Regions from separate parts of the Mus musculus genome. Here all the other regions are linked to region 1. A link is a loop called in an ENCODE intact Hi-C map of the cell type or tissue named here. Cell type or tissue: left cerebral cortex. All regions are shown on one strand.

Region 1 (8,000 bases):
AATTCCAGTGACCAGACGAAAGTCAAACCTTGGTTTTTCACTTTATTATACAAAAAAAAAAAAAAAAAGGGGAAAACAAAACCTCCACAGTGGGCCTTGATCTGGGACAGTCACGTCTAAGCCGCTCCCGTGGTACAAATTCAAGTGTGGTGGTTGTTGAAACCTACAAAAGACTCCTTAAATATTAGAAAAAAGGAGAAGGGTCCCAGTGCTGAAATATATCCTGGGCAACCTCTGACAGCACCAACATGTCCCACCCCCACAGCCCTACCTCTAAGAATTTTCCAATACTTGCAGTGGGAGGAACACATGTCCTGTTCAAAGTTGTTTCTAAGTGAAAACGCATTTCACTCAAGTGTAACAGTCCAGGGTGTTCAAACAAGGAGATGGAGTTCTCTGCAAGCCCTCTCAGGAACTTAAAACCCTGGTACTAAATTTTAGAATAAGGACAGTGTGTGTGTGTGTGTGTGTGTGTGTGTGTGCGTGCGCGCGCGCTGAGGGCAGGGGGTGGGGTGGGAGGGAATCTTCTCTTTAGGAATCTCCATCACACAGTCCAGGCAAATGTCTTTGCTTTCAAGAGGGACTGGCAGCTGGGCTGCAGCCTACTTTCTGTGGAGAGCCTACTTCCCACCTCTGGCTTTCATTTAAGAAGCAAAACCCAATAGCACGAACAAAAATTCTGGCCAACATAGTAAAACTGATAATCACCACAGGTAAAGGTGACTAGGATTTCACCGTCAAGGGACTGACCCTCTTCAGAAGGTCCCAAACTGCTGGCAAGCAGTTAGAGGAGCAGTTGCAGAGAGCATCTTCTGCATACAGGGGTGGCGGCAGGAAAGAGGGAGCAGACCTGAGAACTCAAAGGAAATGGGGATGGCCAGAGGACACGGGGCAAGGCAGGAAGAACTTCCTGAAGCCCAGGGCACCAGAGAAAAGCTTTAAGGCTCATGCCATGGTTTGCCCCTCCCACTTTCCTGCTGGACAGCACAGACCTGCAGCAGCTCAGGGACATGGCCTTGGCAGGGGCAAACTAGTATAGGAAGCATCAGGTGGTGTCCCTGAACCCCACAATGGAAGATGGCAGGGAGGGGCAGCCTTGGTTTGTTCCTGCTAGGGACACCATCTCCCAGGCCTCTACCGACCCTTTTTCCAGATTCAAAGAGACAGGCTCTAGACACACACACACACACACACACACACACACACACACACACACACACACTCTTCTCTCTCTCTCCTATCCACAGGCGCAGTCATGCTGTATCGCTCGCTCACGTGTGTGCACATCACACACACAGCCTCACACACACACACACACACACACACACACACACACACACAGCCTCACACACATTCTATGCATACCTAGACCTTTTTTTTTTTTTTAAGTCTCAATCCACCCCATCCCAGGCCCTCCCAGTCCCAGAAATGACAACAGAGACGGCAGCCGAGATCGGTAGGAAACGTCTCGTTGACAGCTCAGAGCTTAAAAAAAAAATATATACACACATATATAAAAAAACACTCTGCCCCTCCCCCACGAACGGGTCCAGGCAGCTCCTTCCTGCAGGGGCAGGGAAGAGGGACAGGGCCACTGCCTGCTTTCTTGAAGGCAGCACCCTTGTCTCCCTCCAGTTCAATGTGGGGGGTCCAGGTAGCAAGCCCATCTGGGAAGGAAAGGCCCCCCGAACATCCACCTTGCTGCAGGCTGCAGGTGTGGAGGTCTCACCAAACTCTTTAAGACTCTCTCCCACCCCCAAACTCCCCAGTCCATTGTCCATGCCGGAACTGCAAATGCAGAAGAGGGGCAGGGTGGGCCCGTCCAGCGCTGGCTCAGTCTGATGGTTGCTGTCCCTGGAGAACCCTGGAGCTGAGGCTCCAAGGCTGCAGAGTCCTAGCTTGGGCTCATGCAGCCTCCTACCCCCCACTGATTTAAAAAACAAAAAAGAAAGAAAGAAAGAAAGTGGGGAAGTCTGGAGGGTACGGGACAGAACACAGGGAGAGACAAAGGTTGTCAAAGGTTGTCAGTTGGGGAGATGAGCTCTGCAGGGGCTCTCTCCTTGGCTGCCTGCCTGCCTGCCTGCCTGGGGTGGAGGCTGAGCCTCAGTTGGAGTCAGAATCCGAAGAGTCCCCTGAGGATGAAGAGCTGGAGCTACTGCCCTCAGACTCGTTGTCTTCATCCTCATCGTCGTCATCTTCGTCATCTTCATCGTCGTCGTCATCATCATTCTGGGAGAATAAAGACCCCACCGTCACCGTGTGTGTGGCCCTCCTGGTGATCTACAACAACCCTCCCTCCCACCACGCCTCCTGCCCACCTCATCCCCATCCTCGCTTTCATCTTCACTGCTGGACTCAGAAGAGTCCCCGCCATCCTCAGAAGAGTCACCGTTCTCATCATCTTCCTCTTCCTCCTCCTCCTCGTCGTCCTCCTCCTCCTCATCGTCATCCTCCTCGGACTCCTGGGAGGTGTGGAGACGCATCAGCAGCCAGATACACCCACCTTGCCAGCCACCCACCCACCTTGCAGGGGTGCCTTACCGACTTGGACTGCAGGGTGGTCCGGCTAGACTTGGGGTTTGGGCCTCGGAGCTTGGTCATGTTCTTACGTTTCTGACAGAAAGGATGGGAAGGGGGCTGAAGTGAGTCCCAGCCCCTGCAGAGTCCCTCCAGCCTCCCCCTCCACTGCCTTGTGCTCCTGCTTACATTGGAGATGTATTCTTTGTATGCTGCGCGGTCCTGGGGAGACAGGCTCTGGGGAGAAAGAACTGGGAATAAGATCAACCCCATCCTACAGCTGGCTGCATACGCCGACGTCCACTGGGCAGAGCTCCCACATACCTTATCTTTACACTCAGTCTCCTAAACTTTGGGTCCCTGCAGAAAGCTTTTAGGGGCTCAGAACATAACTCCTGATTCTGAACACTGAACCAAGTCAGTTTTCATAGCAATGCCCTACCCCCAACTGCCGTTTCCAAATGGTAGCCCTGTACCTAGGGCTTCTTTAACTGCAAAGCATGCCCCCCCCCAATGACTCACGAGGTCAACCCCACCTGGACCCCAGTCTTTGAAATGACGACGAAGACTGACAAAATTCTTGAACACTGAATTCCTGCCATCCCTCTGGGTCTTTGGTTAGCCTATCTGAGTGACAGGTAATTCTCCCTGGACAAATGTGACCATTCAAGCACAGCAGTGGAGACTGCCAGCCTAGCCAGGCCCTACAAGTCTCCTGGTCCTTGCTTGAACGAAGAGCACCCAGTCTACACAAACTGTCTACTATGTAACCTTGGCAAATGACTTGATACCTTGGCTTGCTTAGCTTTAAAAAATGTCAGTACCCACTGCCCCGCAGGACTTCCCAGTCCCTGCAGGCACTCCCTTCCAAGGTGCCTTTGTCCTCTCTCTCACCTTGACCCAGAGGTCCAAGTGCACCTTGTACTGCCTCTGTTGCTCCTCCGCCAGCTTCTTATAGTGCTCCTTCTGGCTCTGGGAGATGCGCTGCCAGCGGCTGCCAATCTCCACCATGCGCTCCTTCAGCGGCAGGTGATTTAGCTCCCCATTGGACAGCAGCTCCTGGGAGAACTTCTGGTAACCGTTCCTGCAGCGTGGGGTGACAGGGACAGTCAGGGTCCTAAGGGAGCCGCCTTCTAAGCCCTGTCTACACCATAGGTCCCAGCCTCAGGCTTACATAGGAGGTTTCTTGGGTTCTCCCTGGAACTTCATCTTCTTGGAAGAGTTTGTAGCAGCTGGAGGGGCCCGCATCTCACTTAACTCTCTCTGTGGAGAGAGACGGAGAGGTCACACCCACACCCGCACTCCCCACCCCACTGGCGGGGGAGATCTCAACTCGGCAGAGATTAAGGCAGGAGGAGCTAGAGCTGGTAGTGGTAGCTAGCTGGGATCCATAGCAGGACTCTTCTCAAAACAACTGCTGGACAAGTCACTGCACCAAGAGGGTCGTTTCAAAAATGTTCCCTGAAATGGAAGTAGTCCCGTCCCGCCCCCCCCCCCCCCCCCCGCCAAAATCACCCAAGAGGCTAGTACCTTGACGCCCACCTAGCCTATGCCAGGCCGGAAGTTAAGAGACTGGCTCAGGGTCTTAAACAAAGCTGGCCCTCCTGGCCCATCATGGAGGCAGGTGGCCCAACCCCTTCCCACCTCATATCGTTTTTGGTCTTCTGCTGCCTTCTTAATCCACATCAGCTTCTCCTTCTTCTCCATGTTGTTCCAAGTCATCTCCATGGCTTTCAAGGCTTTCACCCGGTCATTCTAAGGTACAAACCCAGGATATCAGTTATGGGAGGGGGTCTGTTGCTAGAGACCATAAACCGATCCTTCCCCACTCTCCGCTACCTTGAAGCGGGCCAGATAGTCTCCGATGACACTCTGCTGCCAGATCTCCTCAGCCCTCTTGGGCGACTCCGGCAGCTTGCCCCTATCTTCACGCTCCCCGCCCGGCTTCCTCTCAGACTGCGCCTTCAGCGCAGCCTCCCGGGCCTTGTATTTAGCCTATAGAAAAAGCAAGGATGTTAACATTCGGGCCACCCCTAGGGGGCGCGCTAAGCCCACCCAGCATTCGTTGCCGGCTCCCTGTTGAGGAGGGCGGGTCCGGCAGAAGCCGTGGGCAGCAGTGACGTCCACCAAGCTCCGCCCCACCCATGGGGCCGCTCTCCAAGGGAGCCAACAAGGAAGCTGAAAGCTTCCCTTCTTCCGGCTCCCGCCCCAGCAATTGAGCCCGGGTACACGGTACACGTGTGATTCACTTCTGGTGCCGGGGAGCGGCTGTAACCGCGCGCATGGAAGTGGCCCAGGAGACCCTTAGGGAAGAGTAGTAGGGGGTCTCTCCAAGGCCCGACCTTCTTCTTCTCGGACAAGTCGTTCCACATGCGGGCCAGAAGGCGGGTCAGTTCGCTTTCGGAGAGCTCAGGTCGTTCCTCCTGTAGCTGCCTTCGCTTCTCCTCAGAGAAGATGAACATAGCAGACACAGGCCGCTTGGGCTTCTCGGAGCCACCCTAAGGGAAGTACGGGGAGTATCGGAGGTACAATTGCCACTAGCCTCCTCCTGTGAGCGGCTCCATCCTGGCCCCCACCCCCACGGGCATGGGACACTCACCTTGCCACCTTCCTGTGAAGGCTTCTTGGAGGCCGGACTGGTGGTTTGCTTCTTATTGATGTTCAGCATCTTCTCCTCCCCCAGAACCCGCTGCTGCTCTTCCTCCGGCAAGCTCTAGGTAGGAAGAAGGGTATGGGGCTGCAGCAGGCAGGTAGGCCGGCTCCTCGGACTCCAGAATGCGCCCTCTGCCCACCTCAAGGTGGTGCCTACTTACCTCAAGGAACCGCAGCAGCTCTACCTCATAATCTTTCTTTTTCTAGGAAAGTAAGGGGATTCAGTGAGTTGGGGTCAGCCTCCATTCTCCTGGGCCAGCCAGCCTCAGCAGGCCCCTAGGGACTGGGTGTATGTAACCTTCTCACCCCCTGAAGATGGCAGCCAAGAGGCCTGACAGACAGGGGAGGCTAAACCCGGCCCAGGCTGAAGGCAGGTGGCTGAGGCACCTGTAATCAGTGAGTTACTGAGCCCAGGCAAAGCTCATGCGCTAAACCCCAAGTCAAGACCCCGAGCTCGGGGTGGCCTGGCACCTGCCCTGCGCACCTGGTCACATTTCTTGTGATAGGCATCCTTCTCCTTCTGAGAGAGCAGCTTCCATTGCTGGCTGCATAGCACCATGCGCTCTGTGCTGGGCACATCCTTCATGTTGGCCATGAGCTCCGCACAGTACAGGGAGTAGCTGTTCCTATTGAATCCGGAGGAAGGCACACCCATGAGCAAACGGGACTGGGTTCAAGTTCTTCACGAACAACTCCCTGATGGCCCACTCGCCCACCCATCCAGGGCGGTGCTCACGGAGGCGGCTTGGTAGGTCGCCCATCGAACTTGTCCTTGAGCTGGCGCTCGGCCTTGGTGAGGGTGGACTTGGTGATGCCTTCCTCACTGATGTTCAGCTCAGGGTGCTTCTGGATATAGTCCCGCATAATCTCCTGCAGAGGGAGGTAGGGGAGCGGAGGGTAATGGGGTGTGGGGTTAGCGGGGACAACATAAGGGGGAGAGCCGCTGGGGAGGGGAGGCAGGGAGCAAAGCTGGGGATGGCCGTGTGTCTGTGTGTCTGCTGTGTCATCTGCAATATGGTGTCCTGCTCTGCCCTAGCCTGAGATCTCTCGGGTGGGAACGGGGCTTGTAAGACGGTAGGGACAGAGGAAAGGGGCCCAAAAGGCCCCTCCCTCAGTAGAAGGTCAGGGAACGACTGCCACGTGCAGAACGCTGTGGCACGAGTCAGAGGGCAAAGGCTCGTGAAGAGCCGGATGGGGAGGAGCGCAGCGGAAGCCTAACCTCGTACTCCTTCCGCTGCTCCAGGGCCTTATGAATCCATTTCAGCCTCTTTTTGTCCGAGAGCTGAGACCACTGCTTCCCCAGGGAGTCCTTCACCTCCTTCGTAGTGGCCTGCAAACCAAAAGCCGTCAGACACACGCAGGCAGCCAGGGGCAGGGGAGGGGGGGAGGGGCACAGAGGGCCCCGCCCCCCTCGGGCCACAGGAGGTCACGCAAGTGTCCACCGCAGGCCAGGAGGGTAAGGTGGAGAGGCAGGGATCCGCCTTGGTGCGAGGGACAGGCTCACACACACACTCATTCGCACGCCAGCTGGCCCAGGCCCTGTCCATGCAATCCCCCCCCCTGGGGAGGGGCCTCCTCTCCTGCTCCCCTGCACCATACCCAGCCACCAGGCGCGGCTCCCCCCTTGCCACCGCCGTGTGCCCTCCGCCCCTACCCTTTGGCCAGACACTCACATCCGGCCGCACTTTGAGATACACCTTCTTCTCGTGGGTGTACCACAGTTGCTGGGGAGTTTTGGGTTTCTCGGGGATGTCCGACTTCTTGGCATTCTGGATAAGGTCAGGGTGATCCTCCCTAACCAGGGGACCGGAGCAAGGGTCAGCAGGGGACACCGCTAGGGCAGACCCCAGCTAGCTGCCCAAGCCAAGCCTTTTAGGCCTTCCTGCAGGAGCTCGGTGGAAGTTTGTGGCTGGCAACCTGTCCCTGCCCCTGAACCTGACACTACAGTCTACACAAGACTTCCACGTTTCATGGACGGTCAGTTCTAGTCTCAGACAGTACGTTTATCCTACCGCACCCAGTGCCCCATAGCCCTCCTCTGCCTTACCTGAATCGGGCCAGGTTTCGCTCGAACTCCTGTTTCTCCCTCTGGAAGTCCTGAATATATTTCATCTGAGGGGAGGAGGGGATGGAGTCACCCAGGACCCAAGGCCTACTTCACCCAGATCTAGAAAAAGCCACCCTCCTCTGTGACTGCCTTGCTTCCTGCTATGATTTTAGATGCTTGGTTCCTGTGCCTCTAGTGAGCTGGACTTACATTAAGCTTGGTGACTAACAGCCAGATAGTGGGATTTTCAGGGAGACTCCCAGTCACCCATCTCCATATTAAGACAGAATGCCCCAGAAGCCAGGAGACATCACATCACCCAGTAGGTGAACTGTGACAGGTTCGGACTACCCAGCACTTTCTCTAATACCACATAACTCCCTTGAGTCTCGTGGCGCTCTCTGGCTGCTGTGCTCCCTCTTCCCACCATCTCTGTGGCAGCTGATGTTGGTCTGTCCCCTCTGGGGTGGCTAACAGCACCAGGAAGGCTTAATTCTGCTTCTGAAGCAGCAGAGGATATTGTTGAAGGGGCAGGAGATGAGTTCTCACAACGTAAACCACCTCCCAATAAATGGCCTAAATCTGCAGTTTCTTTCCCATCCAGCACCAGCTCTGGGTCTCCGGCATTCCTGTCTTCTTGGTCACTGTCCCCTCCTGCCTTGTCCCTTCCTCTGTGCTCCTGGAGCCCCAGGCTTTTAGAAACCCCTCCCTCCTCTTATGCCTCTTCCCTCTTGCATAACATCCATTTCTCCTTCCTTCCTTTCTCAATTCTGGGTCAAGATAG
Region 2 (8,000 bases), 99 kb after region 1:
AGGACAGCCTGGGTGACTGGACTGGGAGGGAAGGCACTTGGCTCAGTCTCCTGATCCCACCCGTGCAAGAGCCGGTTGCTCCCCGACTTTCAGCGGCCCAGAGGCTGCTCCTGGTTGAGCCTCTGGAAGAAGCTTTTGCCAAACTCGTAAGTGCTGATCATGATGGCACAGGAGGGTGCAGCCTTGATGATCCTGGGGAGGAAGCCTGTGATGGAAAGACAGACCACAGTGAGGGGTCCAGGTCCCCTCACACACACAGCATGGATATGTATCATATATGCAGTGCATTCACAGAGACAGACCTGCAAAGAGTCCCCTGGTGCCAGATTCAGCCCGGATTCTGCGAAGCAGGAGCCAGGTGGAGTCCACTCTGGGCGGCTTCACTGCAGATGCAAGGCCCGGCTCAGTAGGGCTCAGCTCAGGCCCCTGCCTGCCCTCTCCCCTCACCAGCCCAGCTTACCTCTCACAGCCTCCACCGCTCCCAGTGACATCTGTCGCTGTGTCTTCACCACATCGAAGGGTAGGGTAAGGGTGGCAGCCACCTGGTCAGGTGAGGACAGGGCTCAGCTCCATTCCCAAGCCCTGAGAGGGACTAACGCATCTCAAGGGCGGCTGAGGAAAGCACACAGGCTCCCTGGCAGGCATTGCAATGTTCTGTAGGTCACCTCTGGTGGCCCTACCCCCAGGGCAGTCAACTCACCATTCCTGAGATGCCACCGGCCACGAAGCTGATGCCCACCGATGTCTGGTCTTTTGGTCTCAGTCCGCTCAGCCAGCTCTTCACCAACTCGTAGTTGAACCAGTACAGAGCTTGAGAAGGAGATACACACTCATTAAATGGGGGGGGCAGGGAGGTGGGCTCCAGACTTCTCACCCCTCACCCCCACAGCCACACCATCCCAGGTGCAGGCTTGCCTGCTCTCAACCAGGTCCTCCTCACGACTTAGGTCAGGAAAACCTAGGCAAAACCCTAGGTCCCTGCTAGACCTGTCCTTATATAATGAGGGACCCAAGGTTCAGGGAAGTGATTATGACTTCACGGCCATTTTAGTAACGAAGGAGGGACTTGGTTAAACATTACCAAGAGCCCTTTACCCTAGGCCCTGACCCCGAGCGCCTACCTGAGAAGGGGACATCTCGAAGAGCTGTGGGACCCCAGCCCAGCCACAGAGAGCGCCAGCCACCCTGAGTCACCGCAGCTTGAACAGAGGAAGCCAGCTCACGGTATGACACATGCTGAGCCTGCAGCTTGGTCCGCACGAGCTCCAAGGGGCTGACAACTGTCACGGTGCCCACTAAGGAGGCGAGGGTTGGTAAGACAGCAGAAAGAGGTCAGGCCAAAGAGGTCATGCATTCAAACCCAGCTGCTGCCCCAGGGCCTGAGGGTTTAACATACTCCCCCACCCCCAGGCTAGCAAGAGGCTGGGACTGGGACCCAGAAGGTCAATGGTTAGTTGTGCTCACTTCGGGCGAGGGCACCAGCCACCATGGGTGCGTAGAGGTCAGAGGTCAAGGACTGACCACACAGGAAGGCCTTGAGTTGGTCGTAAGCAGTGAAGTAGATAGCAGTAGCTGGCACGGTCATCACCCTGGGAGTATGGAGAGGCCAGGAAAATCACTTAAGGGCTCCCAAACCTCTCAAGCACCCCCTTCCCTACCCAGCCATGACTAGGGTACTCACAGGGTGGCTGGGAGGCCGCTCCACAGGGTCCTAGTGCCCTCATGCCGCACAATCTTCACAAAGGCATCCTGACCAAGCCAGCAGGCAGCCCAGGGAAAGAAGACAGAGATGAACAAGGCCTGCGATGGACTGGCTCAGCCTCTGCCTAGAGTCTTGCTTGAGTCCTGAGAAGAGCCAGTTAGCTCTACACTCACACCCCACTCCACGCCCCCCAACTTGGTTCTAGGTGGACTCCTAGTCCACCCCTTAAACCTTAAGGAAGTGGATGGACGTTGGTGCTACACATCTTTAGTCTCAGCACTCGGGAGGTGGAGAAGGTGGATCTCTGGGAGCTTGAGGCCAGCCTGGTCTATTACAAGAAGAACCCTATCTACCACTACCCCCCACACACACACAAACCTAAACAAACAAACCACACAAACCCCCACCCCCACCCCCAAAACCACAAAAAGCAAAGAACAAAACAATTCCATAGTAAAGAACTTTACTAGTGTGTATTACGCTATTAGGTCCTGTTTTTGATTCTCAGCATCAGGACCAAAAAGCTTTCTGAAGGAACAGCCTCCCAGGTAAGCCCTTCCTACACTGAACAACCACCCCATTTGCTTTCCATTCCCCACACCGGCAGCCTAGCCAAATCCAAATCGAGTCCCTCAGAGACACATTGATTCTGCTCCTTACCAAGGTGCCAGTGAACCGTGTGGGGTCCTGAAACCAGGTGGCACAGCGGGTACCATTTGGGCACAGGTACAGGGGCTCCAGGACTCCATTGCAGTATAGGAGGCACTTCCCTGGGGACTGTAGAGCGGAGGATGCTGGGAAAGGGAACGGACATTAGGGTGGAAGGGCCTGGAGCCTTGCTGGGTGACATAGCTGGGTCAATATGTGGCTATTCCAGTGTCAGAAAGCTGACTAATGTGGCCTCAAAGTATGGGGGGGCAGGAGGGGATCTCGAGAGAGGGTTTCTCTGTGTAGCCCTGGCTGTCCTGGAACTCACTCCATAGACCAGGCTGGCCTCAAACTCAGAAATCCGCCTGCCTCTGCTTCCCAAGTGGGACATTAAAGGTGCGCACCGTGCACCACCACTGCTGGGCTCATGTACTACTCTATGATCATGGGTAACCCAGGTACTCGAGGGATACTCAACACTTCTTCCCTGGGCCCTCCCAAGGGCCTGGGGCTTGGGGCACTCACATTTGGTGTAGGAGAGACTCCAGAATCTGGAGGGAGTTGTCAATTCTGAAACACAAAGGTCAGCCCTGGTGGTCAGGAATGCAGCCTCCCCCACTAGAACCCCATCTCTGGGAAATCCTTATTTTGTCAGGCAGCTCGCCTTGATCTGGTACTCACCGCTGGTTGCCGAGGGTCTCTGAGACTGAAGGCGGACCTTCACCACATCCAGGGGTGTCACTGGGGAAGGAGGTAGGTCTGAAGGTTCCTTCAGGACACCACTCACCCTCTTCTTTATCAGAACCAAACTGCCTCCAACCTTTAGCCCACATTAACCCCCAGCTGCCCCATCCCCCATCTCCCCAGGTCTTACTGAAGAGGGAGGTGACCACAGCCCCGGCTCCTGAGGCCACCATTTGCTGAAGGGGGCTAATGCCCCCAGGGTCCTGATCATCCATCTTGGAATTTCAATCCTGAAAACACACACCACAGTCAAATGGAGCTTACCCCCTGACAAGGCAGGCCTGAGTGGGGGGAGTGGGGAGCAAGCATGAGCTAAGGTGCTCTGGGACTTTAACGACAGCGCACTCAGGTCTCATCCAGAGTTTGCCTCTATAATCTTTAAAATCTAGAAATGTGCTCACTTTGCCGAGGGGAAAACTAAGGCTCAAAGGTTGCTGTGACCTTCAAGGTTACGTCATTCGTTTGGAAAGAAGCTAGAATAGCCGTCGGCCAAAGACAGTGATGGCTATTTTCTCAGCCACATGCTCCTCCAGACCAGAGGCCGAAAGATCAAACACCTGAGCCCCTCCACCCAACATCTGGGCGGACACATGAGCGCCCCGGGCGAGGAGAGGTCGAGTCGGGCACCGAGAGAAACGTGTAAACAAATCTGCTGATAGAGGAAGGTCCACCTTCCTTCCCAAGATTGCTGGCCCTCCCCCACACTGCCTGCCTGGGGCCAGAGAGGACAGGCCGTGAGGCCTGGATGGCAGGACATTCTCTGTCTGCCTCCTCTCTCTCTTAAACACAAGCCGCGGAGATGGAAGCAGAGACCTAGTAACAAACCCTTTCACCGAGACTCGGCCGCACTCCATGCCCAGGCCCAGTAAAGGGGTTCACGGAGAGGCCCACCCCCTTCCCGCGGCCTCGATTCCCCTCCCAGCCGGGGACCCTCGGAGAACCCACTCCAGCCCAGGCCCGCCCACCTGGCTCGGAGCCGGTCCTTGCGCCGCGCCACGCCAGGGGCCTGGCGGGCCCATAGCGGCTCCGCGGCCGGTGCAGGGTCCGCGCGTGCCCGCTTCGCACAGCGGCCGCCCGGGAGAGCGGTGAGACCGGCTCCGCCCCCAGAAGGCGAAGCCCCGCCCCGTGGCCGACCGGCCGCGCGCACGGAGTGCAACGAGCTCCGCCCACTCGCGGCCCTCCTCCCACCCCCCCAGTTCCGCCCTTGCGCCGCGGCCGCGTGGGCGGGTCGCCGCGGCCCCGCGCTCCTTGCGGCCGGCAGGTCAAGGTCGCCGACTGGACGGCGCTTGCACCCGGCTCCAGTAGCTCTCCTCTGCCCACGCCCTGCAGGAGTGTTGTCCGGGGAGTCCAGACCTGCGATCGCTGGAACTTTCCTGACCGCTTGGGTATTGCTGCTCCGCGTCCTTTTACGAGGCAGCTGCCGCGAGGGTCGGTTCTTCAAGGTCATCAGAGTGTGGGACAGCAATGGCAAACATCTGCCCACTTAGCTCCGTGGCGGGAGTTTACGATTTATGGCGAGCCTGTTGGCTGGAATCACCATCCTCTTTTACGGATGATGAAACGGGGTTGCAACCCCAGAACGCTTTATGACCTGCAGGGCAGCCTTGTCAGCCGACCTGCAACCTGGGCTAGACGTGGTGTGGCCCTGGGCAAATTTACAGGACCTCTTTGGGCCGAGGACACAGAGAACGTAGAGCAAGAAAGAAAACCAGTGTTTCGCGACAGATCTTAGACTGTTACCACTTTTAATACTTAGAAGTTTTTTGTTTCTTTCCCCCAAGACGATCTACGTAACCTTTGCTGGCATAGTTTCCAATGTAGGCCAGAAATGGCCTCTACCAAAACTTTTCATAGTAGGTAATTACAGACGTAGGTACCCCCATTTTACAGAAAATGAAATGGACTCAAGTTAAAACTTTTGCCGCTGCCTTCCCCGGTGGGCTTGCAAACAGCGCTGTTTCCGCACCAGCTCAGTACCCGGCACCCCACCGCCCGCCTCGCCTCTAAGACTTCCAAGCTAAAACGGTGTTAACAGAAACTGGAACACGCGGTGTGAGGCTGCACCTTTAAGAAGAAAAGGCCGCGGCTTTGACGTCACTACCGTCTCCGCCCCTCAGTCCCCAACTGGTTGCAGACCGCGCTGGAGCCGCCCAGCCAGCCCAGCTAGCACGTGGATTCCAAGTGGCCAACCATAACTTTACCCTGAGAAAACCCTTTCGGCATTTCCATGGCTCGGATCCTCCAGCTTTGGGGGCGGAGTGAGAGCAAACGGGTAGTTAGGAAAGCAGCCAATGATCAAAAGGCCCGGGCAGTCGGTTGGCCGTGAGGCAGAGGCGGCAGGAGAGTCACGAGTGAAGTGTCGCTTGTGCTGCCCTGTCCTATCCTGTGTCCTCTCACCCCAAACCTGGCTTAAAAGTAACACAAAAGCTGGGCATGGTGGCGCACGCCTTTAATCCCAGCACTTGGGAGGCAGTGGCAGACGGATTTCTGAGCTCGAGGCCAGCCTGGTCTACAAAGTGAGTTCCAGGACAGCCAGGGCTATATAGAGAAACCTTGTCTCGAAAAACCAAAAAAAAAAAAAAAAAAAAGGTAACACAAAAGTCGTTTCATAAGCTGTCGGTTCAGTTGGGAATCCAGCGCCTGCTAAGGCCATTTCAACCTCAAAGTTAATGTTTTACCACGTTTCTGAGCAGAGATGATTTTTCTATTCTGTAGAGAAGAAAACTGAAGGCCCTGTGTATAATCTCTTCTCTCCCCCTCTCTCTCTCCCTCTCTCCCTCCCTCCCTTTCTTGTTTATGATTTGGGGTTTGGCTTTATTTTCTGTTTGTTTTGAAGCAGTGACTCATAGCCCAGGCTAACCCGAAACTCCATGTTTAGGCAAGAATTACTTCGAACTCCTGCCTCCCAGATGCTGGGATTACAGGCATGAAAGACCATAACCAGCGGTAATTAATTCTTTGCCCACCCCTTACCCCAACTTCCAGTTTATAGATGAGAAAAGAGTCCCCTGAAGTCACTCAAAAGATCCTATTTGCTCTCAATGAGGTCACTGCCTCAGCAACATGACTCCCAGTGTCTGTCCGAGGCCATCTGCAGTCTGTAGGAATGTCCGGAGTAACGAGGTTACTAGAACTACAGACCTGGAGGAAGCAGTGAGTTTCCAGGGGCCCTGGAGGCAGCTTGTGGCCATCATACAGATAAAAAGGCCCAAGCAATCACTTCTCACTGAGACTTCTGAGAACGGAGCAGCAGATGGAATGAACTGGTATCAAAGCTGGCCTGGCCAGGAGCTCGAGCAGGGCAAGCCCCAGGGAGGGCAGGAGCTGGGAGACCTCCAGCTTGCATCCCCAAAGCCTGTGGAAACATTTCCAGGTAGAGGCAGAACTTCAATCCAATATCAAGATCTAAGCAACAACTCTCTGTCTAAGGCCAACACTGTCACCATCTAGCGGGACTTTCCAGAGGCAAAGAGCCAGAGCCTCTGTCCAGCCACTGAATCCCCCCCCCACCCCCCAAGAGAAATCCAAAGTTCAGACCCAGGGAGGGCTGACCAGTGGAACCAGGAAGGGGAGGGCAGCAAAGCCACAGAGAAATGGGAGAAAAGGGGCCTCTGTGACGTGGAGAGCAGAGGCCACAAGCACTCGTTTTTTTGTTTTTGTTTTTTTGGTGTTTTGAGACAGGTTCTCACTATGTAGCTATTGGCTGTCCAGGAATTCACTATATGCACCAGGCTGGCCTTGAACTCCCAGAGATCCACCCACATCTGTCTCCCAAGTGCTGGGGTTAGAGGTGTGTGCCAGCATCCTTGATCTTAAGCCACACACACTGGGTTGTTTAGGAGCAAATGAATCTAAAGTCTCAAATGGTGAGGGGGGGAGGGGAGGGGGAGGGCAGAGCAAGAATACCAGAGCTAACTTTGGTATATTGGGGCTCATTTTTTTTAAACTTTCATTCTTTTTTTTTTTTTTAAGGTTTCTTTATTATCTGTAAGTACACCATAGCTGTCTTCAGACACACCAGAAGAGGGAATCAGATCTTGTTACGGATGGTTGTGAGCCATCATGTGGTTGCTGAATTTGAACTCAGGACCTTTGGAAGAACAGTCAGGGGCTGGTGAGATGGCTCAATGGGTAAGAGCACCCGACTGCTCTTCTGAAGGTCCGGAGTTCAAATCCCAGCAACCACATGGTGGCTCACAACCATCTGTAACAGGATCTGATGCCCTCTTCTGGAGTGTCTGAAGATAGCTACAGTGTACTTACATATAATAAATAAATCCTTTAAAAAAAAAAAAAAAAAAAGAACAGTCAATGCTCTTAACCACTGAGCCATCTCTCCAGCACCTCATTGTCTCTCTCTCTCTCTTTTTTGTTTTTGTTTTTTGAGACTGGGTTTCTCTGTATAGCCCTGGCTGGTCCTGGAACTCACTCTGTAAACCAGGCTGGCCTCGAACTCAGAAATCTGCCTGCCTCTGTCTCCCAAGTGCTGGGAGGTGTGCGTCACCACTGCCCAGCCTAAATGCAATATCTTATATGTAGACTTAGAATTAGTATAAAGTTGATTTTGTTTATTTTATCTTACTTTATTTTGAGAGAGGGGAGGGCATCGCAATAGGTAGACTAGGCTAGCCTAGAAGTCACTTTGCTGACCAGGTCAGCCTTGAGCTCTCAGAGGATCCATCTGAGTGCTAGAATCAAATGCATGCTCCACAATGCATGCTCCACCATGTCCAGCCCCAAAGGATGCCTCTGTCTTCAAACGTAAGGCAAATGTTCACCTAAGGCTGTGTTTCAGTGTTCCAGCACGCACTTAGCACTCACAGGCCCTGGCTTCAATCCACAGCAAACAAACAAAACCAAAAAAATGTCATTATCTGGCTCAGCCCCACTGGCAACAGTCTTTCCT
Region 3 (8,000 bases), 130 kb after region 1:
CCTCCAGTAAACGACCTTGAACGCGTGCCCTCAGGGCAGCTCTCCTAACTGTGGGTGCCCTTAGGCATGAGGTGTCTCATCTCTGCAACACTCTGCCGCCAGAACCCAAACCAGCAAGCTCTGCCCTGGGGGAGGCGGGCTATGTTGTCATATGATTCTCTAATCACATGATCCCTAGAAATGGGGTGTGGGGAGAAAGAGGAAAGGGAGGAGGAATGTGAACTGAGTAGAAAAGAAACACAGCATTCCAGGAGAGTCCCGCCTCTACGTAGACAAGTAACCAATGGAAGCCCTGGATCTCCGAGCAATGGCTAATGGAAATTGAGGTGGGCGGGCCATCGTGCGGCCAAGCCCTAGTCCTGGAGCTGACCGCCAGATGCCTCCCAGGGAGCCCGGACCCCGACGCAGGTAGGAGGACCCTCTGCAGACAATCTCCCCGGCTACTGTCCAGAGGTCCAGAGGCCTGACCAGGCTGCCTGTGCAATTGAGGGTCCTCTGGAGTCTCAGCTCAGAGACAAGAGAAGACCTGCCTCTTGAAACTCCCCTAGGGGTTTCTGATGCACTAACGAGGTTGTTTTTTTCTTTTCTTTTTTGGAGGGGTGGGGGCAGTTGTTGTAGAGACACCTCCCCGCACCCCCTCCCCCCCAATAAGAGGCTTCTCTTGCCCAGCATGTCGGAAAGCTGCAGGCCTTTCTCCAGGACAGGAACCACCCCACTCTTGGGCCAGCTCCTCTCTTGTCCGTACTTCCCACCTCTGTCTCCAGGTCCGGCTCTTTCTCTTTCGGACGCTGCAAGTGTTCTCTGCGGCGGCGTGCATTGGGTGGGGATCTCCGGCCCTTGGCCCCCAGAGCTCAAAGGGGTTGCGAGCAGGACCAGGGCGTGATGGCTGAGTCCCTGGGTTGTGTCAGCTTTATTTCCTTTCTTGGGGGGCGAGAGAGCTAATTTCCGCCTCTCCCCGCCACTTTTCCCCCGCTGCCTCTCATCTGGATTGGCTCACCTTTTAGGAAATTCATTTCCCCTCGACACTCAGAGTTGGGGGGTGCCACCTAGTGGAAGATGTCGGAGCTAGGGCTTTGAAAGGCTCCAGTTCTCCCTAGCTGTGTAGTGTAGAGGTGGCCAGGGGCTCACCACTCCCTAGCCCCGTTGAGAGGAACTGGGTCTTCCCTACCCCTTCCTGGTTAGGAGATGGCCTCTGGGATGTTCTTTGAATTAGGTGAAAGGGCACTTGAAAAGACCTAGAGAAGGAAAGAGAAAGATGGCAGATCCTTCTATGTAGCCCAGGCTGGCCTGGGATTCACCTTATAGCCCAAGTTGGCCTGGCACTTGCAACCCTCCTACCTCAGCCTCCCAAATGCTGGGATCAAAAGCATGCCTGCCATGTGTGGGTGGCATTTCCTGTCTTTCATAGCCACCAGTGTCCAGGCAGAGAAGAATTGAGACACAGGGAGCAATTTCTGACATAGAGTGTCACTTCCAGGACTAAAACCCAAGTCTCTGTACCTACTTTTTAAATATTTTATTATTATTATTATTATTATTATTATTATTTTTTTTTTTTTTTTTTTTTTTTGGTTTTTCGAGACAGGGTTTCTCTGTGTAGCCCTGGCTGTCCTGGAACTCACTCTGTAGACCAGGCTGGCCTCAAAACCAGAAATCTGTCTGCCTCTGTCTCCCAAGTGCTGGGATTAAAGGTGTGCACCACCACCGCCCGGCTCCCACCCTGTTTCTATCCTGCTTGGGTCACCTGCCAGAAAAATGCTCTGTCCTGTCCTGTTTGGACCTCTGGCCTCTGGGATTCAGGGTCCTTCTCTGACAATATTCAGGGAGACCAGTTGGCATATGAACCCAGTCCCATATCCCGTCTTTTTTCCCTGACTTGATCCTTAGGCATGGATTTGAAAAGTGAAAGTAATATTATAATTACTGTTTTGCATAGTTGTTGCAGAGAAATACAGTAAGGAGAGGGAGAAAGACTCCCTAGAGGGTCTTTGAATATTGTTGGGTCATTCTGGGTTGCTGGGTAGGCCAGCTGGGCTGGGGAAAGGCTTATTAGGGAAGTGAGAGGCTCGGTTCCTCCTGCTGAGGCAGTGAGGCACTGTGCTGGGTCTTCCCACTTGCAGCTGAGTTTCGGTTTCTGAGGGGGGAGAGACGGAGGCGGTCCGTTTGAGGTGCCCTGGTGATGTCGGGAAGGGCTCACCATGAAGTTAGCTTTAAGGCTGATCCAGTCTCTGTGTCCCCTTCCCTTGGGTGGGGTGGGGGGACAGTTGTGGGTAGGCGGTGGCTGGCCCATAGGGAAGCCAGACCAGACCCCACTGACCACTGCACTTCTGTTTTTACAACTTTCTCCACTGCTCGGTTTCCCATATGATCATGTGACTGATGACTGTCCCTCTCCATCCCCCAAGGCTTTTGAAAGCTACAGGTGGCAGTTCAGTGCCGGCAGTGGGGCTGGCCATCCTCCTGTGTCTGCTGAGGTCTCCTCTGCCTCCCAGTTAGCCCACAGTCCCATAGATAAAGCCACAAAAGCCACATGCCTTCCTGACTGCCATACCCCGTGCCCCCCCCCCCCACTTACCCAGAGTCTCAGCCGTATGTGAGGCCATGAATCCACACGTGTTCATGCCCACAGTGTGTGCCAGCTGACGCATGTGCGCTTGCTGCACACTGGTAGGACGCTGACACAAGCGACACATCTGCTTGCTTTCCTGTTGGCTTGTTGAGAAGACTCAATGAAGCCAGGGCCTTGGTCAGAGCACAGGGGAGTGCGTGGCCTCAGAGTAGAAGGTGGCACAGAGTTTAAGGTGGCTGCCAAACTTTGCTTGGCATTTGTAGGCAGACCATGTGGGTCCTGATGAGCTGGCTGGCCTTCGCGGCAGGGCTGGTAGCCGGAACACAGTGTCCAGATGGGCAGTTCTGCCCTGTTGCCTGCTGCCTTGACCAGGGAGGAGCCAACTACAGCTGCTGTAACCCTCTTCTGGTGAGTGCCTCCTGCCCCAGTTGGCACCCCGGGCCTTTTGAAGGGCTGGCTACCTTGGATTGACCAGAGCAAGGCTGGCACAGACCCTTTGGTTGATGTCATCTCTTCTTTCCAGGACACATGGCCTAGAATAACGAGCCATCATCTAGATGGCTCCTGCCAGACCCATGGCCACTGTCCTGCTGGCTATTCTTGTCTTCTCACTGTGTCTGGGACTTCCAGCTGCTGCCCGTTCTCTAAGGTGACAGTGCCATTGGCTTGGGGAGTTGGGGTGTGTGTGTGTGTGTGTGCTTAAAATCTGTGTTTACCTCTTTCCTTCACTCTAATAGTCCCAAGCAAAAGCGTCTTGCTCACACAGACCTCTCTGTGTCCATAGGGTGTGTCTTGTGGTGATGGCTACCACTGCTGCCCCCAGGGCTTCCACTGTAGTGCAGATGGGAAATCCTGCTTCCAGATGTCAGGTGCTGTGGGGCACAGGGGAGGGGGGCATGTGGGGAGGGACATCGGGTGGCACCTGAAGGGCCCAGGAGCCCAACCGCCTGGGTGGCCCTGATTCCAGAACAGAGGGGCAGTTCTGAGAGAAGAAGGTGACAGATAAGGATGCCGAATTAGGGGTCTGGGGACACGGAGAGGCCATGCTGGAGTGGTTTAACACCACTGGATGCCTTAGTTGTCTCTCTGCAGTAGGGGCTACCTGGGAGATCACCTAAGCCCTGGGACTGGCCACTAAACCTCCTGTAGCTGGACCAGCAGTTCCTTCTTGACGGTCCTGGTGAATGGCCTTTGCTGACTAGATTAATGGAATTCTGGGTTCTTCTATTTGCAGATAACCCCTTGGGTGCTGTCCAGTGTCCTGGGAGCCAGTTTGAATGTCCTGACTCTGCCACCTGCTGCATTATGGTTGATGGTTCGTGGGGATGTTGTCCCATGCCCCAGGTACAGGTGTAGGGAAATGGTGACTAGCGGGTAGCGGGGTGGAACTGGGACCTGGGGCTGATGCAGATGGATTGAGGATTATCTGTCTCTTCTCAGGCCTCTTGCTGTGAAGACAGAGTGCATTGCTGTCCCCATGGGGCCTCCTGTGACCTGGTTCACACACGATGCGTTTCACCCACGGGCACCCACACCCTACTAAAGAAGTTCCCTGCACAAAAGACCAACAGGGCAGGTGAGGAGGCTGGGAGCCACCCAGCCAGCAGCACCTGGGGGGTGAAGCCACATTTGACTCTTGGATGGGAAAAAGTCCCCACCATCCTGGCAACCCCTCCACATGCCTCATTGCTCTTTCAGTGTCTTTGCCTTTTTCTGTCGTGTGCCCTGATGCTAAGACCCAGTGTCCCGATGATTCTACCTGCTGTGAGCTACCCACTGGGAAGTATGGCTGCTGTCCAATGCCCAATGTGAGTGAATGGCTGGATTCCCCTGAGCCCATATATAGTCTTACAAGGAGGCTCCAAGCACTGGGCTGATCCCTGAGAGCTCTAAGGCTCATGCTGCCCCCTAGTGGCGGTTTGAAATAGTGTACGCTATCAGCCTGGCTCGCTCCCTGTCCTCACTACTGGAGTTCAGAGACTTATACTTGTCCCAACCTAGGCCATCTGCTGTTCCGACCACCTGCACTGCTGCCCCCAGGACACTGTATGTGACCTGATCCAGAGTAAGTGCCTATCCAAGAACTACACCACGGATCTCCTGACCAAGCTGCCTGGATACCCAGGTACAGGACCAAACTAGACCCCATTTCATTCCCTCAATAAAGAGGGGTTCTTGTCAGTTATGGAATGGCTATCAGCTGGGTGGGTTTTGATGGCCGCATGGAGGGACCTGGCAGTTGTAGACCCTCTCCACTGGCCTTGCATGAGGCTCACTGTGACTGGGTTAGCTGTGTGCTCCGTTCTCCGCACCTGGTCCCACTGCCTTTGATGATTTGGTCTCTGCCCACCTCACAGTGAAGGAGGTGAAGTGCGACATGGAGGTGAGCTGCCCTGAAGGATATACCTGCTGCCGCCTCAACACTGGGGCCTGGGGCTGCTGTCCATTTGCCAAGGTACCTGGGAGCAGTGGGCACTGCAGTCCAAGCGGAAGGGGCAGCCAGCTTGGTACCAGTGCTTATTGGCTTTGCCCTGTCTACCTTAGGCCGTGTGTTGTGAGGATCACATTCATTGCTGCCCGGCAGGGTTTCAGTGTCACACAGAGAAAGGAACCTGCGAAATGGGTATCCTCCAAGTACCCTGGATGAAGAAGGTCATAGCCCCCCTCCGCCTGCCAGACCCACAGATCTTGAAGAGTGATACACCTTGTGATGACTTCACTAGGTGTCCTACAAACAATACCTGCTGCAAACTCAATTCTGGGGACTGGGGCTGCTGTCCCATCCCAGAGGTAACATAGAAAGGGAGGCAGCCCTGAGGGGGTAGAGATAGCATCTTGGCCTGGGCAGGTGGGTGGCAAGAGTCCCGTGGCTTTATTTCTTCTGCACTCTGTCTAGTCCAGGGTGGGTACCCAGTGCTGTGACCTGTCCCCAGCAGGAGAAGCTATGAGCTAGAGAGGTAGACTCCCATGGTCCTCTGTAGGGACATTCTTCTCTGCCCACCCCTAGGCTGTCTGCTGCTCAGACAACCAGCATTGCTGCCCTCAGGGCTTCACATGTCTGGCTCAGGGGTACTGTCAGAAGGGAGACACAATGGTGGCTGGCCTGGAGAAGATACCTGCCCGCCAGACAACCCCGCTCCAAATTGGAGATATCGGTTGTGACCAGCATACCAGCTGCCCAGTAGGGCAAACCTGCTGCCCAAGCCTCAAGGGAAGTTGGGCCTGCTGCCAGCTGCCCCATGTGAGTCTCCACCCCACCGCCCTGGGGGAAGGGAGCTGTGTTCTTGGGATATGAGTGTGATCCCATCCCCTCGCTCCACAGGCTGTGTGCTGTGAGGACCGGCAGCACTGTTGCCCGGCCGGGTACACCTGCAATGTGAAGGCGAGGACCTGTGAGAAGGATGTCGATTTTATCCAGCCTCCCGTGCTCCTGACCCTCGGCCCTAAGGTTGGGAATGTGGAGTGTGGAGAAGGGCATTTCTGCCATGATAACCAGACCTGTTGTAAAGACAGTGCAGGAGTCTGGGCCTGCTGTCCCTACCTAAAGGTCAGTGTGACCCTGACTCTGGGGCTGGGTGTGGCCATGGGCTGTATTCTGCCCTGTCTAGTACTTACTCTCCTTTGACTATCCAGGGTGTCTGCTGTAGAGATGGACGTCACTGTTGCCCCGGTGGCTTCCACTGTTCAGCCAGGGGAACCAAGTGTTTGCGAAAGAAGATTCCTCGCTGGGACATGTTTTTGAGGGATCCGGTCCCAAGACCGCTACTGTAAGGAAGGGCTACAGACTTAAGGAACTCCACAGTCCTGGGAACCCTGTTCCGAGGGTACCCACTACTCAGGCCTCCCTAGCGCCTCCTCCCCTAACGTCTCCCCGGCCTACTCATCCTGAGTCACCCTATCACCATGGGAGGTGGAGCCTCAAACTAAAACCTTCTTTTATGGAAAGAAGGCTGTGGCCAAAAGCCCCGTATCAAACTGCCATTTCTTCCGGTTTCTGTGGACCTTGTGGCCAGGTGCTCTTCCCGAGCCACAGGTGTTCTGTGAGCTTGCTTGTGTGTGTGTGCGCGTGTGCGTGTGTTGCTCCAATAAAGTTTGTACACTTTCTGAATAGTATCTGATTTGTTGCGCCAGGGCCCTCTGATACCAGCATTCCCCATAGGAAAAAAAAAATCACACATACACATACACATACACACACACACACACACACACACACACACACACACACACACACACACACAGAGAGAGAGAGAGAGAGAGAGAGAGAGAAAGACAGAGCTTTAACCTCACCAGCTTTGTATTTTTTTTGTTGTCAAGAGTGTTATCACATTATCCTCTAGTCTCCAGGATCGCCCCAGCCACCAGCCCTGTGACATCCAAGCAGCACCCCTCCCCTCCCAAGGGTCCACAGAGATTGCCCCTCCCTTCCCAGCCCTCACCCTAGCAGCTGAGGCTGGCTCGCCCCTCCTGCTCTCCCACAATAGATCTTTCTATGTACAGCCACGTTTATACAGGCACTGCTCCCCCACCCCAGCCCTCTTCCCCAGCCCCTCCCATGGGGGACCGGGTCCCTCCCACCTCCCTCTGTTTGGAGGCCAATCCAGGGTCCCTTCCCAAGACACTCCCCCAGCACATACCACAGATGAGCTCTGCCGACCCCTGAGCTCTTCTCCGGGATAAGAGCGCATGCCCCTCCGCCATAGCATCCCGGGGCGCGCACTCTGGGAACCTGCAGGGGCGGTGGGTGACCCCCGGGCCGCACTACTTGACGTTGAACACCATTAGCGGCCGCTCCTCCCGCCGCTGCCACGGGCTCTTCTTGTCGCCAGCCTCGTCGCCCACCTCCGCCCCCAGCTCGTCCTCCGGGCTGGTGAGCGAATCGCGCCGCAGCTCACTGGCGCTGCTGCGGGAACTGTCCCCACGGCTGCGGCCCCGACCCCTGGGTACCGTGGCTGCCCGGCCTTCGGGTGCCACCACCTCGTCCAGCAGGGGCGTTAGCGAGTTGTCCTCCGGCGAGCAGAGGCCGGTGCGGCTCTCGCTGCTGCTGGGCTCTGTGTCTTCGCTGAGCGCCAGGCGCGGGGGCGCGGGCGGCGGCGGCGCGGGCAGCTGCGCGCGCTCCCGCTCTTCCCTCGGGAGCCGGCGGCGCGCAGGTCGAGCCTCGTGCACGTCGACGCCTGAGTCCAGGCTGGCATCGGTGCTGCGGCCGCCGCTGCCCGCCTGCAGGTCGATGTAGGAGTGGCGCACTTGTGAATTGGAACGTCCGTCCAGGGATACGAACCAGGCGCGCGGGTGAGGCTTCACTCCCAGTTCCAGCAGCTTCTTCTCGGTTAGAGCCTGCAGCTCGCCGTTGAGCTGCGCCATGGTGGACTCGTTGAACAGCACCGGAATGGTGACCGAGCCGCTGACCGGTGCGGAGCGCCCGCCGCCCCAG

Evidence for each region. A loop is a pair of places that touch in the nucleus more often than their neighbours do. Peaks named below come from ENCODE experiments on the same cell type or tissue, not always from the same donor. Only the 100,000 strongest peaks of a DNase experiment are listed, where the experiment ranks them.
Region 2: it touches region 1 in a loop (2.7-fold over the local background); 39 of 42 quality-filtered maps call a loop at or near these places.
Region 3: it touches region 1 in a loop (4-fold over the local background); 31 of 42 quality-filtered maps call a loop at or near these places.

The regions. Positions count from the first base shown.
Region 1 is chr11:102,304,538-102,312,537 of GRCm38, forward strand. It overlaps Ubtf (upstream binding transcription factor, RNA polymerase I), which reads right to left. Exons shown (of 21, transcript NM_011551.7): 6 at 7,217-7,281; 7 at 6,843-6,963; 8 at 6,389-6,499; 9 at 5,906-6,039; 10 at 5,654-5,795; 11 at 5,331-5,372; 12 at 5,117-5,230; 13 at 4,860-5,015; 14 at 4,357-4,512; 15 at 4,162-4,272; 16 at 3,692-3,780; 17 at 3,412-3,601; 18 at 2,707-2,754; 19 at 2,542-2,613; 2 more. The coding sequence ends at 2,104. Among named protein-coding and RNA genes, the nearest start is that of Ubtf, 11 kb to the right of the region's middle. In left cerebral cortex, a CTCF peak has its summit at 4,558 (motif pointing right); DNase peaks (open chromatin) are centred at 4,613 and 5,879; H3K4me3 peaks cover 564 bases; H3K27ac peaks cover 478 bases.
Region 2 is chr11:102,403,331-102,411,330 of GRCm38, forward strand. It overlaps Slc25a39 (solute carrier family 25, member 39), which reads right to left and starts at 4,187. Exons shown (of 12, transcript NM_026542.3): 1 at 4,060-4,187; 2 at 3,225-3,324; 3 at 3,032-3,091; 4 at 2,876-2,920; 5 at 2,363-2,496; 6 at 1,682-1,749; 7 at 1,465-1,589; 8 at 1,122-1,295; 9 at 701-810; 10 at 461-542; 11 at 303-383; 12 at 1-205. The coding sequence starts at 3,309. The coding sequence ends at 90. It overlaps Mir6930 (microRNA 6930), which reads right to left and starts at 1,657; the gene lies at 1,590-1,657. In left cerebral cortex, no CTCF peak of the experiment used is centred here; DNase peaks (open chromatin) are centred at 1,296, 4,214 and 5,258; H3K4me3 peaks cover 2,897 bases; H3K27ac peaks cover 2,988 bases.
Region 3 is chr11:102,430,133-102,438,132 of GRCm38, forward strand. Grn (granulin) reads left to right here and starts at 375. Exons shown (of 13, transcript NM_008175.5): 1 at 375-408; 2 at 2,833-2,977; 3 at 3,093-3,218; 4 at 3,354-3,438; 5 at 3,804-3,913; 6 at 4,010-4,145; 7 at 4,268-4,377; 8 at 4,571-4,694; 9 at 4,927-5,024; 10 at 5,114-5,359; 11 at 5,577-5,810; 12 at 5,892-6,116; 13 at 6,203-6,677. The coding sequence starts at 2,840. The coding sequence ends at 6,340. It overlaps Fam171a2 (family with sequence similarity 171, member A2), which reads right to left. Exons shown (of 8, transcript NM_199200.2): 8 at 6,849-8,000. The coding sequence ends at 7,331. In left cerebral cortex, CTCF peaks have their summits at 1,050 (motif pointing left), 4,489 (motif pointing left) and 7,553; DNase peaks (open chromatin) are centred at 236, 1,039, 2,148, 2,382 and 7 more places; H3K4me3 peaks cover 2,396 bases; H3K27ac peaks cover 2,218 bases.